Linked DNA regions of Homo sapiens: region 1 is linked to region 2. Evidence: chromatin loops called from intact Hi-C (ENCODE). Cell type or tissue: PC-9. All regions are shown on one strand. Links, peaks and the distances in the headings refer to the core of each region. The heading gives the core; the rest is flanking DNA.

Evidence for each region. Hi-C counts contacts between places; a loop is a spot of excess contacts. Peaks named below come from ENCODE experiments on the same cell type or tissue, not always from the same donor. Only the 100,000 strongest peaks of a DNase experiment are listed, where the experiment ranks them.
Region 1: it touches region 2 in a loop (8-fold over the local background); 8 of 110 quality-filtered maps call a loop at or near these places.

The regions. Positions count from the first base shown.
Region 1 is chr1:117,053,824-117,056,742 of GRCh38, reverse strand. All of the region lies in intron 1 of CD101-AS1 (CD101 antisense RNA 1), which reads left to right. Among named protein-coding and RNA genes, the nearest start is that of CD101-AS1, 4.2 kb to the left of the region's middle. In PC-9, for the core only: a CTCF peak has its summit at 1,211 (motif pointing right); a DNase peak (open chromatin) is centred at 1,202.
Region 2 is chr1:116,514,064-116,516,982 of GRCh38, reverse strand. CD58 (CD58 molecule) reads left to right here. Exons shown (of 6, transcript NM_001779.3): 6 at 2,161-2,449. The coding sequence ends at 2,170. Among named protein-coding and RNA genes, the nearest start is that of LINC01762, 37 kb to the right of the region's middle. In PC-9, for the core only: no CTCF peak of the experiment used is centred there; DNase peaks (open chromatin) are centred at 1,732 and 2,782; H3K4me3 peaks cover 1,451 bases; H3K27ac peaks cover 2,500 bases.

The DNA of each region.
Region 1 (2,919 bases), core at 182-2,681, 540 kb before region 2:
CAACCCCACAAAAGTGGAGCTTAATTCCTAGGAAAATGAAAGAATTATACTTTCTGTGGTCAGCATTGTGCTGGCTGGCATACATTAAACATGTCAGACCTCCATAAGATACCAGTGGTGAGAGGATGAGCTAGAACATTCACCTTTTGACATCTCGGTCACTACCTTATTGTTTTAAAATAATCAGCAATTCCAAGTTTCAAGTGATTTGTAAAATTCTAGCGGCTATGCTTTATTGATTATTTTTTAAATTAAATTGTTCAAATTTATGTTTCAAATGAGCAGATCATTCTAAGAATCATATTTACTTTTCTGAACTTCTGGTGTTTTTGCTTGTTGCTTTGGGATAGGATGGGAAGGAGTAATTTTAATTGGCAGATAAAAGATTGTTCCCTATTAGGCACATTCTGAGAGGGAAAGTCATATTCTAACTTTTCCTGAGGTGTGTTCTGAGATAGTACTTTTATATGCATTGTCACATTTAATTGTCACAACTAGCCTAGGGATGGGATTTTTTATCCCCATTTTTAAGATGAAGATACTAAAGTTTAGAGCAGTTAAGGAGGTGGCCCCAAGGCCAACTTACCTTACAGAGCTGCTCCTAAAACTTTGGAACCGGATAGTCCCCATGGATTAATTTTGACCTGGCTCAAAGTCACAAAGCTGACAGCAGCCAATCAGGGACTAAAGGCCATTTTTCAGAACTTTCAATCCAGTTCTTGCCACTATAGTATTTTTTCTTCTTCTTCTTCTTCTTTTTTTTTTTGAGACGGAGTCTCGCTCTGTCGCCCAGGCTGGAGTGCAGTGGCGTGATCTCGGCTCACTGCAACCTCCACTTCCCAGGTTTAAGCAATTCTCCTGCCTCAGCCTCCCAAGTAGCTGGGATTACAGGCACCCACCACCACGCCCAGCAATTTTGTGTATTTTTAGTAGAGATGGGGTTTCGCCATGTTGGCCAGGCTGGTCTCGAACTCCTGAGACCTCAGGTGATCCACCTGCCTCGGCCTCCCAAAGTGCTGGGATTACAGGCCTGAGCCACTGCGCCCAGCCTATAGTATTTTTATAAAGCATAAATTATTCAGCAATGCATTCAGATATTTAACCCACACATCGGTAAGTGTTTAGGTATTTGCTGTGGTGTAGAGACATGGCTCAACAAATCCAAGACAAAAACCAAAAACCCAAGTCCTGCCATTTTATAAATGACCACTAGGTAGCAGCCTAGTAACATAAAAACCAAACTGAGGCCCACCCTCCTCTGTTTCATTCTTTTTGTTTGAAGATATATAATGGTAATTCAATTTCATTTCATTTCATTTTGTGCCTTTCAAACATATGACTGTTTTCAACTTGTCCTTTGACATAGGCTCGATCAGGATGATACTATAGTGAGAACAAATGTGGTTATAATTTGTAAAGCCAAGAGACTTTACAAATTATTTTGTTATACCAATATTTTTTCAGTACTAGATTCCAAATTTCACTGTTCTTAAAATATTATTCCAAAAGTGGTTCAATGCAGGCTCTTTATCTTCTTCTTTTTTTTTTTTTTTTTTTTTGGTAAATGTACAGGTATTTTTTTCAGTTGGAGTCTTGTCTGTTACCCAGGCTGGAGTGGAGTGCAATGGTAGGATCTTGGCTCACTGCAACCTCCGCCTCCTGGGTTCAAGTGATTCTCCTGCCTCAGCCTCCTGAGTAGCTGGGATTATAGGCTTGTGCCACCACGCTCAGCTAATTTTTGTATTTTTAGTAGAGATGGGGTTTCACCATGTTGTCCAGGCTGGTCTTGAACTCCTGAACTCAGGTGATCCACTCGCCTCGACCCCCCAAAGTGCTGGGATTACAGGCTTGAGCCATCGCGCCCGGCCACAATTCTTTTTTTTTTTTTTTTGAGACAGAGTCTCACTCTGTTGCCAGGCTGGAGTACAGTGGCATGATCTTGGCTCACTGTAACCTCTGCCTCCTGGGTTCAAGTGACTCTCCTGCCTCAGCCTCCCGAGTAGCTGGGATTACAGGTGCCCGCCACCACGCCTGGCCAATTTTTGTATTTTTAGTAGAGATGGGGTTTCACCCTGTTGGCCAGGCTGGTCTCGAACTCCTGAACTCAGGTGATCCACCCGCCTCGGCCTCCCAAAGTGCTGGGATTACAGGCATGAGCCATCACACCTGGCCCACAATTCATTGTTTAAGTAAATTTATAAAGTTGTGCCATCACCACCAGAATCCAGTTTTAAAACATTTCTATCACTCAAAAACTTTCCTCAAAGCTGTGTGCAGTCAATCCCAACTGCCACCCCCAGCTAGTCCCAAGGCAACCTCTGATATGCTTTCTGTCTTTATAAGTTTGCCTTTTCTGGACATTTCATATAATGGAGTCATGTAATATGTAGTCTCTTGCCTCTGTCTTCTTTCACTTACATAATGCTTGTGAGGTTTACCCATGTTGCACATGTATCAGTATTTCACTCCTTTTTATTGCTGAGTAATATTCCATTGTGTTCATTCACCAGTTGGTGGACATTTGGATCATTTTCCCTTTGGAATTATTAGGAATAATATTGCTATGAACATTAATGTTAAAGTCTGTTTTATTGTTTTTGTTTTTGTTTTTTTGTTTTTTGTTGTTGTTGTTTTTGAGATGGAGTCTTGCTCTGTCACCCAAGCTGGAGTGCAGTGGCATGATCTTGGCTCACTGCAACCTCCAGCTCCCAGGTTCAAGCAATTCTCCTGCCTCAGCCTCCCGAGTAGCTGGGATTATAGGCTCGAGCCACCACGTAAGCTAATTTTTATATTTTTAGTAGGGACAGGGTTTCACCATGTTGGCCAAGCTGGTCTCAAACTCCTGACCTCAGGTAATCTATCTGCCTCAGCCTCCCTAAGTACTGGGATTACAGGCATGAGCCACCGCACCCGGCCTAA
Region 2 (2,919 bases), core at 329-2,828:
TTATGCGATACCAGGCACTGTGCTAGCTGATAGGGTGGGGGTCAGAGTACCCAGCGAGGCTAGACATTGTGTGGGATTCAGAGAAAGCATATAATAGGGCTCCTCCCACAAGAAGCTTGTGGCCACACCAGGGAGAGAGAATGGATGCACATGAGCATACGAAACTCTTAGAAGGACTTAGGCAGGAAGCACAGGTGATAGGCAGAATGTGTGATATGAGGGTAAGGGCTGAGCAACCAACGCAGAGGAATTGGAGAGGCCAGAATAATCAGAAAAGCTTTGGAGGGGGTAGGATGTGACCTACATTTTCAGAACAAGAGTGGAGTAGAAAAGGCATTCCAGGTGGGATAAACAGCGGAGGCAAATACATGAGAGGGAATTAAATCTGTTGTGATTTATTTGATAGTAAGATTGACCTGCCTGGCATCGAGTTGAAGTAGAGGCAAAAGACACTGAATATTTGCAAGGAGGTCCTTAGAATGGAGTGATATGGAAATAAGCAGCCATTATAGGTTCTTGAGCAGGAACATTTTGCATGAAAAGCACTGCTTTGGAATGATGAGTCTAGAAAGGTAACACTGACCTCTCTAAGGTGGCATTCTAGGGAGAGACCTGAGTATTTGGGGCTGAGATTGAGAGAGGAGCTTACTTTTCTTGGTATATTTTTATTTACTATTCAAGTTCTGCATCATGTGTGTTTACTGCCTATTTAATAATTATTTTTAAATTTAAAGAACCCATTGTGGCAGCAGGGGGAATTCTCTAAGCTCAGTTACTAAAGGGTTATGAAGCTGGGTATGGTAGCACACACCTGTAGTCTCAGCTACTTGGGAGGCTGAGGTGCGAGGATCGCTTGAGTTTAGGAGTTAGTGGGAGGATTTCTTGAGCCCAGGAGTTAAGAGACCAGCCTGGGCATCAAAAAAATTAAGTTAAATTAAAATGTTAAAAGGTTCTGTATATGGTGGAGATGGAGGAGATCGGGGGAGGAGATGAGAAAGGGGCAAGCATAAGTAGGAACAAATGCAATATTTCCCCAGCTGCGCGAGGGCAGGAGCAGGAAGAACTAAACCCAATTAGGAACAACAGAGGACAGATGAGTAGATAGCAGACATCTGACGGGAAATGGCCACGCCACACTTCTCACCCAGGCAGTTCAACGTAGGCAATTTCTGAGTGCCCTGGTATTTTTTGTGTAAGTGTCTAGAAAACAGATCACAAAGTTAGCCAAATTAAAAAGGAAGCAGGGAGTCCTATTTCTCCGAGAAGAAAGATTTACAGGTGGGATCTCAGGCAGGAGCCAAGCTGGAGAAGCAGGCTTGATTCCTTGTAGTGGGTGAGGAGACTGCTGGGAGAGGGCAGGGAAGCAGAGACCGGCAAAAAGCTGCCCCAACAAGAATCCTGTGCCTGCCAACCTGGTTTACAAACATTTCCCACTTTATCCCCCTCAGAAAGTCACAGCACCCATTTCATGTTCTGTGAGGCTCCCAAGGAGGGAAACTTCTAGTTTGCTGTCCTTTACCTCACCCCTGTGACCACAGCACTAATTTCTCATGAATTCTTGTTACCAATGAGATACAAATGTTTGGGGAGCTCTGGCCTGGTCTGATTTTGAGCTCTGTGGAAATACGCAGACCACGGGGGAGGAGGCCGGGAAATGGACTCGGTTTGAGGGCTTGCTCAAGGATGCGGTTTTGTTTTTCGGCTGATTTACTCCAAGACAGCCAGAGATTGTTCTGTCGTTGCCACAGAGGTGACTAAACAGGAAGGTAAGTTTGAGGTAGGAAGAAAACCATCCCCAGGAGTTTCATGTAGCAAAGAAGGAAGTAGCTGTTACAAATGGGTGACAGTTTACATGTGGGTCTAACAGTCTCAGCTCTGTTGTTCAATCTTTCAGTTATACTCAGAGAGTAAGCGGGAGGAGCCTTGGGGCTGCTATTGAGTGCAGCATCCTGAAGGCTGTTCTTCAAGTGTTACTCAGACTACTATCCCAAGAGCACTCAAGGCAGTTCTTCCTCCATCCCTGCTCCCTAGCTCCCTTGGCTTTGATGAGTTTATTACAAAAGGGCTATTCACTTTAGAATAGGAGGGTAATTAAGACTCCTGGTCTGCAGCCCAGATTTACTGCATTTTACAAGTTAATAATATGATTTTTTTTTGTAGCTCCAATTGATTGGTAACAGAAGATGAAGACAACAGCATAACTAAATTATTTTAAAAACTAAAAAGCCATCTGATTTCTCATTTGAGTATTACAATTTTTGAACAACTGTTGGAAATGTAACTTGAAGCAGCTGCTTTAAGAAGAAATACCCACTAACAAAGAACAAGCATTAGTTTTGGCTGTCATCAACTTATTATATGACTAGGTGCTTGCTTTTTTTGTCAGTAAATTGTTTTTACTGATGATGTAGATACTTTTGTAAATAAATGTAAATATGTACACAAGTGACTAGGTGGTTTGGCTACTGTTTTCCTAAGATAGAAAAATAAGGGTCACATACCCTTTTAAAATCTATACTCTTTCTCCCTTGCTTTAGGGGAAAAATAATTCATTGTAGGGTCATTCATGGAGTGAGGGAGAAAAGTACTGTCCCTCACTGGGTTCCACTGCTGTCAGTACGAGGCAAGTGAACACATGGGTCTTTACTTCTAGCTGCTTTTGAAAAGAGCAGATCACCACCATCCAGTGCAGTTGTATAACACAGGTGGGGCAGGGAGACTTCTCTCGCTGCCATTAATTAGCCTACTTAGTTTGTTGCATTGGTTAGCTGTCACATTGGGAGGTCAACAGCAGACAGTAGCTGGAAAACCGTAGTCATAACAAATACAGAGTGGCAGCCACTCCTGAAGTGGTGGACGGTGCCAGTTGCCTCTGGCAGCCATGTAAACCCAAGTCAATACATAGACGCTTTAGCTTGT